Linked DNA regions of Mus musculus: region 1 is linked to region 2. A link is a loop called in an ENCODE intact Hi-C map of the cell type or tissue named here. Cell type or tissue: gastrocnemius. All regions are shown on one strand. Links, peaks and the distances in the headings refer to the core of each region. The heading gives the core; the rest is flanking DNA.

What was found. Peaks named below come from ENCODE experiments on the same cell type or tissue, not always from the same donor. Only the 100,000 strongest peaks of a DNase experiment are listed, where the experiment ranks them.
Region 1: a loop joins it to region 2, with 1.8 times the contacts of the local background. A loop is called at or near these places in 1 of 42 quality-filtered maps.

The regions. Positions count from the first base shown.
Region 1 is chr5:118,363,360-118,368,734 of GRCm38, reverse strand. No RefSeq gene overlaps it. Among named protein-coding and RNA genes, the nearest start is that of Gm46942, 6.1 kb to the right of the region's middle. In gastrocnemius, for the core only: a CTCF peak has its summit at 2,875; no DNase peak of the experiment used is centred there; H3K27ac peaks cover 1,511 bases.
Region 2 is chr5:118,475,272-118,480,646 of GRCm38, reverse strand. No RefSeq gene overlaps it. Among named protein-coding and RNA genes, the nearest start is that of Gm46921, 15 kb to the left of the region's middle. In gastrocnemius, for the core only: no CTCF peak of the experiment used is centred there; a DNase peak (open chromatin) is centred at 2,211; H3K4me3 peaks cover 814 bases; H3K27ac peaks cover 3,024 bases.

The DNA of each region.
Region 1 (5,375 bases), core at 100-5,099, 110 kb after region 2:
ATCACAGGCATGGAACGAACACCGTAAGTGCTGAGAACAAAACTCAGGGCTTTGTGTGTGCTAGACTTTTTACCACCAGCACCCAGATCTGAAGCTGGGAGAAGCTGGGAGAAGCTGGGCATGCTGGCACATGCCTGCAATCCCAGCACAGGGGGTGAGGAGGGGTGAAGGCAGGGGGATCAGCAGTTCACCGTCATCTTCAGCTGCATCCCCCTTAGGCAGGTGGCAGAAAGGCCATCTACCTGCAGTATTCCCTCCATTCTTTATAGGATGCAACTTGCAGCCACACCAGCTAACTGCTGGTAGGCGAGGGGCTGTCACTCACAGGGGCTGACTCTCAGGTAGACACATCGTCTTGGCAGTCTGAGCCCAGAGAATCTTGTCTCTCTCATCAGAGAGGTCAGCCTCAAGGGCTGGCTGGGGACAGCCCTGGTTAGTTAGTCCTTTGTTAAGATCCCTGCCTGGCACCTGGGAAGTTAATTAGCTAACTAACTAGCCTGGTTAGTTAGCTCAAGCACCTGCTGAGCAAACATGAGGCCTAAGTCCCAACCCCAACACAGTGGAAAAGCCAGGCATGGTGGGCATGCTTGTAATCACTGAGCTGGGGAGGTGGATCCCGGAAAGTCTGGCCGAATCAGGGAGATCCAGGTCTCAGGGAGAGCCTTTCTTCAAAGTAAGGTCAGGTCAATGGTTCCAGAGGTTGACCTTGGACCTACACACACACACACACACACACACACACACACACATACTAACAGACACACACATACATGTAAACACACATATGCACACATCACACACACTGTCATACACATGCGCCCCCATACACACATACTCACACACATAAAAACACATAACACACACGCACATACTGTATATATACTCTCACACACATGCACACACCAATATACACTCTCACACACACATACCACAAAGCACTCTCACAGACACACACATATGTACACATATACACTCTCACAAACATGCACACACATCACACATACATGCACATACACTCACACACATATGCATACATACTTACACACATATACACACATACATATGCACACACTCATATGCAGTCACACATATACACATACACTTACATACATGTACACACATATGCACACATGAATATATACACTCACACACATATACACATAAACTTACATATATGCACACACACATGCACACATACCACAATGCACTCTCACAGACACATTTACACACACACACACAGAGACACACACACACACACCACATCAGATTAGATAGAATGCCCCCAGCTGTACTGTACTGAAGGCTTTTGGGAAGCAGAGGGTTGACTCAAATTGCTGTCAGCCGACTCCGGGCTCCTGTGTTTCTTCTCTTTCAGAACTATTTTTGGTGAGTGTTCAGAGACTGCACACACCAAAGTGTTTGGGATTTGAGATGCGAGCCTGAGGATGATTAAAATTAGCCGCTGATGAGCATGCCCAGAATAGCTCTGTCCTCCGTGTGTGTGCGTGCTCTGCATGTTCATGTGTGAGCGACTGTGAGCAAGTGTGTGTGCTCGAGTGTGAGTAAGTGCGCGTGCATGCATGTGTGTGTGTGTGTGTGTGTGTGTGTGTGTGTGCATTCGTGTATACATTCCATGGTGTGTTGACAAAGTAGACCTGCTCTTAGGCAACCTCCCCAGAGTCCTCAGGAGGAGATGGACACCATCACGTGGCCTGTGTAGCTCTATGTCCCCCATTTAGCCACTCTCTGGACTCTCTGGACTCCTGCAGTAGACAAGGCACTGAGCCCATCTCCAAGGGCTGTATAACAAGCACCCACCAGCTGTGGCTGGCACCCATAGGAATGTCTCCTCTCACAGTTCCAGCCACCAGGACTCTGACATCCAGGTGCAGCAGGACCACATTCCCTTCTGCGTCTCCAGGGAGGAGGCTTGGCTTGGGCAGCTCCCTGGCTTGTGGCTGCAGCATGCCCACTCGGTCCCCATGTTCTCTCAGTGTCTGGGCCCCGCCCCCATGGCCCTGTGCTTTGAGTGTGCCTATGCTCAAATCTCTCTACCTCCTTAAGGAAGCATCAGACTTGCTAGGCAGGCCTTTTACCCTAGCTGCTCAGAAGCTGATGCAGGAGGACCACAGGTTCAAGGCCTGCTTGGACTTTGAAATTCAAGGTCAACTTAGTGAGACTCTGTCTCAAAAGAAGAGAAAGGTTTTCTGGGGCTCTAGGTCCACTGACCACAGTGGCAAGTAGGGTGCTTGCCTGACATATGTGGAGACTAAGGTTCAACTCCCAGTATTGGGAAAAGGAGGGTGAGGAAGAGGAGCAGAGGGAGGGTGAGGAAGAGGAGGAGGGTGAGGAAGAGGAGGAGGGTGAGGAAGAGGGGGAAGCAAGAAAGAAAAGGAGGAAGAGGGTGAGAAAGCAGAGGAGGGGGAAGAGGAGGAAGGGGAGGAGGAGGGAAAGAAAGAAGGAAGAAAGGAAGAGGAGAAAGAAGGGAAGAAGAGGAGGGGGAGGAAGAGGATGGGGAAGAAGAGGAGGAAGAAGAGGAGGGCGAGGAAGAAAAGGAGGAGAGGAATAAGAGAAGGAGGAGGAAAAGGAAGAAGAGGAAGGGGAGGGGAGGAAGTGGAAGAGGAGAGGAAGAGGGTTGGAAGAGGAAGAAAAGAAAGAGGGGAGGAAGTGGAGGAGGAAAAGGAGGAGGAAAAAAAGAGGGAGAGGAAGAAGAAAAGGAAAAGAGAAATATGGCCTAACTAAACTACATTTACAAAGGCCATATTCACTAGTTTGGGGCACTAGAACTTAGCATGTGCCTTAGGGGAGGGACACAGTTCAACCCTTAGCAGATGAGTTAGTGGTAGCTCTCATGGCGAGGGAGAAAAGGCCCCCTAATGGCCACGTCTGTGGAAGTTCACTTGATCTCAGTTTGAGTCAGATGGCAGTAAGCACAGGCTGCCACGTGGCCGATGGCTGATCAAATGACCAGCTCCACTCTCCCCATCTCGCTATGCTCTACCACCAATTTCCCTTTCTAAGAGTCAGAAGTTCCAGGAGACAGGAATTATATAACTCAAGGTCTCTGCATTCCCCCCTCTCTAGCACCTCCCTCCCCGCACAGAGCAGGTAATGAATCTGCCATGCTTGCTGACTTTAGGTTATGCAGAGGACCTGTGTTCATCTAAGGGCTTTTGAGGTACAGTTGAGTGTAACCCCAGAAGGCTGATCCATTACCCTCCTGTACTGGATCTCCCCAGATCTTTCTCCTACTCAGAGCCTTGCATGTACAGGAGTCAGGGCGGTGGTGGGGGTGTCTCCCAGTAATAGGATGGCACTGTAATTGCTCAGCAAGATTACAACATCAGGCCCATCCATCAAGCTGCTCCTAATGGAATGTGGTGTCCCGAACGAGGAGGGCAGGGTCATAATGTGGGGTGTCTGTAGGCTGCTTTCTAGCTATGAGCTATGGAGCTGAAATGATAGTCCGATCAATGATGTAGAGGCACTAAAATATAGCTCCGTGAATCTGCACATCCGTAAAACCGAGTTATTGACAACCCTGAGTGGATGTATCTCAGGCCGGCTCTTTTAGCCCTGACAGCTAGCTAGTTCTCTCTCTCTCTCTCTCTCTCTCTCTCTCTCTCTCTCCCAAAAGGGATGGGAATGCAGTTCATTTTTTTTCATAGTCTTCATAGCAGACCACACACCCCCCCCAACAAGGCCCAAGTTCAAATGCTTTTCTCTGTTCCATGGGTCTGTAGGGAAGAAATAAGCTCTCAGGGGCCTTCCCAGTTACCCTGAAGCTCCATGCCTGCCTGGTCTGGCCACACCAAGCCTGTCAGTGGGCCAAGAGGTGGGAAGGGGAAGTGCTGTAGCAGGCCATCTTGCCGCCTGCAGGGTTCTAGAGTGAGCAGATAAGCCTCTATAGCTTCACCACCCACTACCCCGTGACCCAGACATGGGTTTCGCCTGGTGAAAGCGATATTCTCTTTCTGCTTTGTGTGTTATTAATTTGTGTGTGTGTGTGGGGGGGTGAATACTAGCAAAAATGAATGTATTTACACAGTTGTGTTTCCTCTTGAGACCTTCATGTCCTCCTAGGGGTTTTATACTGCTTCTCACTCCTCTGGGGAATGGCGAATGGCAAGAATATCCAACCAGGCTGGCCTCAGAGGGGGTCACTGTGTTGGAACTGACCCTTACTCCCACTCTGTTGTGAGGGACCCCACTGAGGCACAGAGCCAAGAGGGACACCGAGGCTCCAGCATAGTTATGAAGTCACATCCCAGGTCATCCCTCCTCCTCTACACACCAGCAAAGCCAGCTTCTTTCACTTTCTCCCCTGCAGTGCCCACCTCCCCTCAGACCACACACCTGTCGAGGGCAGGGCTTGGCAGGCACAAGCTTCCGTCCTACTCCTACCACAGCATCAGTACCATTATGCAATGGAGATATTAAGGATCCCAGGTCCCCGGCCATCAGGTCTCCTCATTGTAGGCCCAGAGCTTATCGTTCTTAATTTAATGTCCAGCTTCCCCTCACCAATGAGGAGTTCCTCTACAGAGGAGGCCTCTTCATTTGTCTTTATTATTATGATTGTGACTTTAGCAGCAAGGTAAAGGAAGACCCATGGTAGGAGTGGAAAAATGGATGAATGGACGGATGGATGGATGGGCAGACAGATGAATAGACAATGGTATGTATGGATTAATGATGGATGGGTAGATAGATGGATAGAAGGAAGGATGGATAGATACTGGGATAGATGGATAGATAAATGGATGGATGCATGGGTGGGTAATGAAGACAGACAGACAGATGATGGATAGATGGTGGCCATATAGACAAATGGATGAGGAGATGGATGGATGGATGGAAGGATGGATAGATAATGGATGGATGAATAGATGGATAGCGATCTTCCCTCTCACCTTTGGGTTAGTTTACTCTCTTGTTGCCTCTGCTGACTCCTTCAGCGACATCAGGACCAGCCTTTCCAGGCTTCCATCGTTTACTGAGGACCAGAGGATCTCCAGGAGCCCTCCAGGTTTCCAATACCACATTGGACTGCTGAGGCTCCCAGCCTCGGTGACAGGGCCCTTATCAGGTTCTTGGTCCTCGGGTGTGAATCAGCTGTTGTCATTTTGAAGTAAGCTGATTTAATACGTTACCTTCATGGGTTATATCGATCCTATCAAGTCTGTTCCTCTAGAGATCCCTGACTGACCCAAAGATCTGAGTTCCAAACGTCAGATCAAAAACCCACATCAGAAGGGAGCCACTCCCGTAAGTCCCTGGTGTCTGATGGTGACCATCGACCCCCAGTATTCCTTGGTGACAGCCACACCACTGTCTCCCCATTAATCGCTTCTCCCGAGTGTCTGCATGCTAGC
Region 2 (5,375 bases), core at 311-5,310:
AGAACCCCAAGAGCTGGACTTACAGACAATTGTGAGCTGTCATGTGGATGCTGGGAATTGAACCTGGGTCCTCCGGAAGAGCAGCCAGTGGCCTTAACTGTTGAGCCATCTCTCCAGCCTGAGAGAGATTATTTATGAGTGAGTGGCTCACATCATTAGCAACACTTGGAAATCCTGTCATTCTCTTTGCAGGCAAGAGGCTCAGTGGACCCAGGATCAGGTCTGGGAATCCCACATGAGTCCTCGTTTGAGTACAAAAGTCAGGTCTGAGAGAGGAAGGCAGGGAGGGTGGAGTGTAAGTCCTGGCTGGGGCCTGAGCCTCAGAGCTAAAAGCACGTGGCCACATTGGGTACAGAATGTCCTTGTCGTCCCCCAAGCACAGAAGCACAGAACCGGTTTGCACTCTTCCTTTCTTCATACTTTCATAGATGAGTCAGACATCGTCCTTATCCATTCCCAGCTATCAGGACTGTCCATCTGTCTGGCCGTCAGCCTCACCCAGTGAACAGAGATTAAACACCTCACACACCCAGAGGATGGAGGCCAGCATCAGCTGATTCCCTGGCTTTCTAGGAAGTGATGCTGGCTTCTGGCTGTAGTCAAATCTGCACTGGGGCTTTCTCCTAGGTAAAGAACTGGAGGATACATAGTTAACATTTAAAATGACTTGGAAAACCAGGTGTGGTGGCGCACGCCTTTAATCCCAGCACTTGGGAGGCCGAGGCAGGTGGATTTCTGAGTTTGGGCCTGGTCTACAGAGTGAGTCCCAGGACAGCCAAGGCTACACAGACAAGCCCTGTCTCAAAAAACAAAAACAAAATGACTTGGAAAACTGGGGATGGTGGGGCTTGACTGTATTCCCAGAATTCAAGAAGCTGAGGAGAGAGGATTATGGATTTCAGGCTAGCCTGGGCTACAGTGAAACTTTGCCTGACCCCTATCCACATTCCCATCCTAAAAACAAAAGCAAACAACAAAATGGTCTTGAAAAATAAAGGCGGAATTCGGCCTTTCTTCCTGTATTTATTTGTGTTTTTTTTTTTTTTTTTTTTTTTTTTGGTTTTTCGAGACAGGGTTTCTCTGTATAGCCCTGGCTGTCCTGGAGCTCACTTTGTAGACCAGGCTGGCCTCGAACTCAGAAATCCGCCTGCCTCTGCCTCCCGAGTGCTGGGATTAAAGGCGTGCGCCACCACGCCCGGCTTATTTGTGTTTTTTATTGGTTATTTTATTTATTTACATTTTAAATGTTATCCCCATTCCCAGTTTCCCCTCCACAAGCCCTCTATCCCCTCCTCCCTCCCCCTACCTCTATAAGGGTGCCCCCTCCCCCACCCTACCTCCCCCACTCCTGCCTCAGCGGCCTATAGTTCCCCTATCCTAGGTAATCAAGCCTCCACTGGACCAAGGGGTCCCCCTCCCAGTGATGCCAGATAAGGCAGTCCTCTGCTACATATCCAGCTGGAGCCATGGGTACCCCCTCTGTACTCTAGTTGGTGGTGCCTGCATTTACTTTATTATTTAATTTATTTATTTCACTGTATACCTCTGGCTGGCCTCGAGCTATGTGGACCAGGTTGCTCTTGAACTCAGAACTCACAAGGATCTGCTCCTCTGTCTCCAGAGTGCTGGAATTAATGTGTGCCACCGTGTCTAGGCAAAATCAGAAATTTTCAACAATAGTCCTCTCTTGGCAGAACACTTTGGGACACTCACTATAACTTCTTTATCTTGAGCCAGATGTAATTAAAGCTTACAGGGCCTATTCTAGTATTCTTTTCAGATAGATAGATAGATAGATAGATAGATAGATAGATAGACAGACAGATAGGCGCACAGGCACACATTAGGGCAGGCTCATGCACATGTCCATACTGTTAGGTCACGGGATGCCTTTTGGAGTCAGAGGTGAGGAGACTCTGGGTCTAGCCTCCAGCTCTCTGGCCACCAGTCCTGGCCTTTTCTGTGCCCAGCCACACAGAGGACCCACAGGGAACCCACACCATCGTGGCTATCCTTAAACCTAGCTGACCTGGAGGTCTGGGATAGAGTAAGCCCTTGAATGGGGAGGAAGCCCAGAAAACAAACAAAACAAAACAAAACAACCCCCCCCCAAAAAAAAACCTCACCACAATAAGGAGGGGCGAGAAACGAGAGCCTATGAGAACACAATATACAGATTAGGAAGGCGGAACCACCCATGCATTGGCTGATTGCTGGCCTGACGTCACAATGGCCCAGCCTGCAGTGCTGCAGGCAAGTTATTTGAAAAGGTTTTTGGTTTCCTGCGTTTCCTGTCTTGTGAAGGGGAAATGTGTTCACGTGTGCAGAGGGCGAACTAACGGGCCCGGGGGTGGGGTGGGGGGGAGTGTTGCAGGGTGGGTGTTGTTTGGTGGCTCTGCTGTCCCTGACAGTCAACCAAAGTTTGAAACTGAAGCGACCGCAGGGGAAGCTGTGAATGCCACATGACCCGTGGGGACTTCGCAGCTTCTTCAGTTTAGGGGAAGCCCAAGCAGACCCAGCCTCTATGATTGGTTCAATCCGTGTGAGTTTTAAAAATTTTAGTTTAAAAAAATAATTTTTTTGAGACAGTGTCTCATCATGAAGCTATGGCTGGCATGAAATTCACGCAGTTCAAGCCACCCCTGTCTCCTGGGTACTGGGATTAAAAGTGTGCATCACTTCGTTTTGTCTCCATGTGATTTATAAAAAAAAAACAAAAACAAAACAAAACTACTTTGCTTCCTAAAACCCCCCTGGGCTTTCCCCAAGTCCCATGTCAACAACTCACAGTTCCTTCAGGATGTTGCTCAGTCACTCCTCCCTGGAGAGTCATCTGACCCTCCTTTTCAGCCTTGATTTGGATGAGAGGACAGTGAGTCGTGGCTGATCTGTGTGCTGCGTTCTAGCTACACAACGAACATGTCAGGGCTGCACAGCCACACACAGCGGTCCAGGGACAGACCGGTGCTAGAATCTGATGAGAATCTCCCACTAGATGAGAATCAAGTACAGGGCTAGTGGCGATTGTCCTCATTGTCCACATCGAGATGACGATCAATAATGAGGCGCCAAGAAAAGCCAAAGGATGGGGCTGGATTTCCAGAGTCTCTTGTGTACCCGGATCAACCTGGATCTGAAAGTCATGGCCCTGAGCATTTTAGTTACCCGATTAAATGTAATCTCCCTTTTGAAAGGAACCAACTTAGCCAGTTTTCTCTCAAGACCATAAAGGAGTCTTCAATTGTGTATCCAGCCTTCAGACAAAATCTTAGTCTCAGCGTGGATCTGGGCTTTGCCAGCCTCTCCCCTCCTCCACCATCTAGTCCCCGCCCCCAACACCGGTGACAAGTCACAGGTTCCTACTGCTTAATCTATGGTTGTTTGTGACAAGTAGAACAGATGGGTCTCCTTGGAAAAATGGCGTGAGAACCAAGTAAAAGAGACTGGGGTTAGATGAACATAATTAACGTCCCCTGTCTGAGCCTCAGTTGCTCCATCTGTGACATGGGAGAGTGGCAGTCCCTCCACCTTGGAACTTGGTGGAGGTTTCATGCAACACCTGGTTTCTGATACATGCTCAAGAGACAGTGGCTACCAGCCTCTCCCTGACAGCCTACTGTGGACGAGGCAGGGTCTTCCCTAGGCTTCCTGGACAATGAAGGGACAAGAGAGTTAAGGTGGTCACCGGGGGATGGGGTGTTCACCATAAGCAGCTCTGCTTCCTTGTCACTACTGGCCACAAGCACCTGCCCAGCCAGCAGGGCACACTGGCCTGTCATCACTCCAGGAAGGGGCTCCCAGCCAGCCGTGCAGGCGGTTTCTATTCTAGGCTGGATTCTGGCTCCTTGTGGTGTCAAGACCTACCAACTTGTTCTGCAACCCCAGCTGGGCTCCAGGCCCTGCCAGACCCCCTCCTGGCCCCAACTTCCTTCCTGGAGCAACTGTTGGTCTGACTTGATTCCCCTAGATGTTGTGCTGTACTCACAGGGGTACGGCGGAGGAAGCCTGTATTTGTGGGGTTCACCATGCACCACTCAATGGTATGTGTGGCATAGCATGGGCTAATGTTTCAGCTTCCCCTACACAACCCTTGAAGACAGTGCCAAAAGCTGCCCACTTTACAGAGGGCAAAACTCAGTGAGATACAAGATCAAGACCCAGATCCTGTAAGATCTTCCTGTACCCAGAGGTACTGTCTGCCACCGGGGGTTAATATCGTGAAATGTATTAAACACCACAGCTGCCTGGGTCCAAGCCTTTTCTATTGCCTGTTTTTGCTGACCTGACAGCTCTTCCGGGCTAGCTTCTTTCTCTCCTGCAAGGGTAAGCATCACCCTTCATGAAAGAGGTTCTCCTCCGGCCCCTGTAGCAGGCCCCACCTCATTTGCTTCCTTCTAAATGAGAATCTGACTTTCTTATTCCAAAAGTTGGCATTTACCCAAAGAAGCCAGGGCCAGAAAGAAATATGTTTGGATAGATCACAGGTTCTAAGTACCACGCAAGCCAAGGCAACGAGACAAAAAGACCAAGGGAGGGATGTTCAGGTAGACTGGCCAGGGCGGGCATCTCTGGGCTCGGGGGCAGCTTTCAGATTTGAGTGGTAAGAACGCTTTTCATGGGCAGCCAAGGTAAAAGGCTCCAACCAGGAGGAAAAGCCTCTTTGAAGGCACTGGTGTGCAATAAGGGGATTGGAGTGGAGAATGAGGTAAGGCTCGGGGTAGATTGCATAAAGTCCCCAGGCTGAGATAGGGGTAGGTTTGGCTTTAGGCTGTCTTCCTGCTGCACCATGAGATTTCTGAGACCAGGGTCCCGTTTATGTGACCCAGGCATGTGTTCTCCACTCTAATCTAGCGTGTGTCCTGTATGCTCATAAATAAAGCCTGAATCTGTCGGTGTGTTGTTGTTTTGTGACCTTCCATACTCTGGGTACTCCTGAGTGTTTCTCCAGGACCTTTGTCTTGGTCCTCTATGCTTGTCTTCTGGAGTTCCTGTTGTATTTTGAGACAGAGTCTCATGTAGCCCAGGCTGTCCTGAGCATGCTATGTAGCCAAGGATGACCTTGAACTCCTGATTCTCCTGCTTCCAATGTGCTGGGCTTACAGTCTTGTGGCGTTATGCCTGACTTTTCCAGTGCTGGGGAGGGAACCCAGGATGCACTTTATGCCAGACAAGCACCCTATCAACTGAGCTGCATCCTCCACCCCAGCCCCTCCCCCTTGCTCCTCTGCCCCTCTAACTCAGAGAAGGCATCTCAGTCTCTTGCGGCCATCTGCTCCCAAGGGCTTTGGAATCCCTCCAGCGTGGTACATTACTGAAGGTTTCTGGAGGCTGTGAAATAAATGCCACAGGGTTCAGATGAGTGAGGGCTCCCAGGT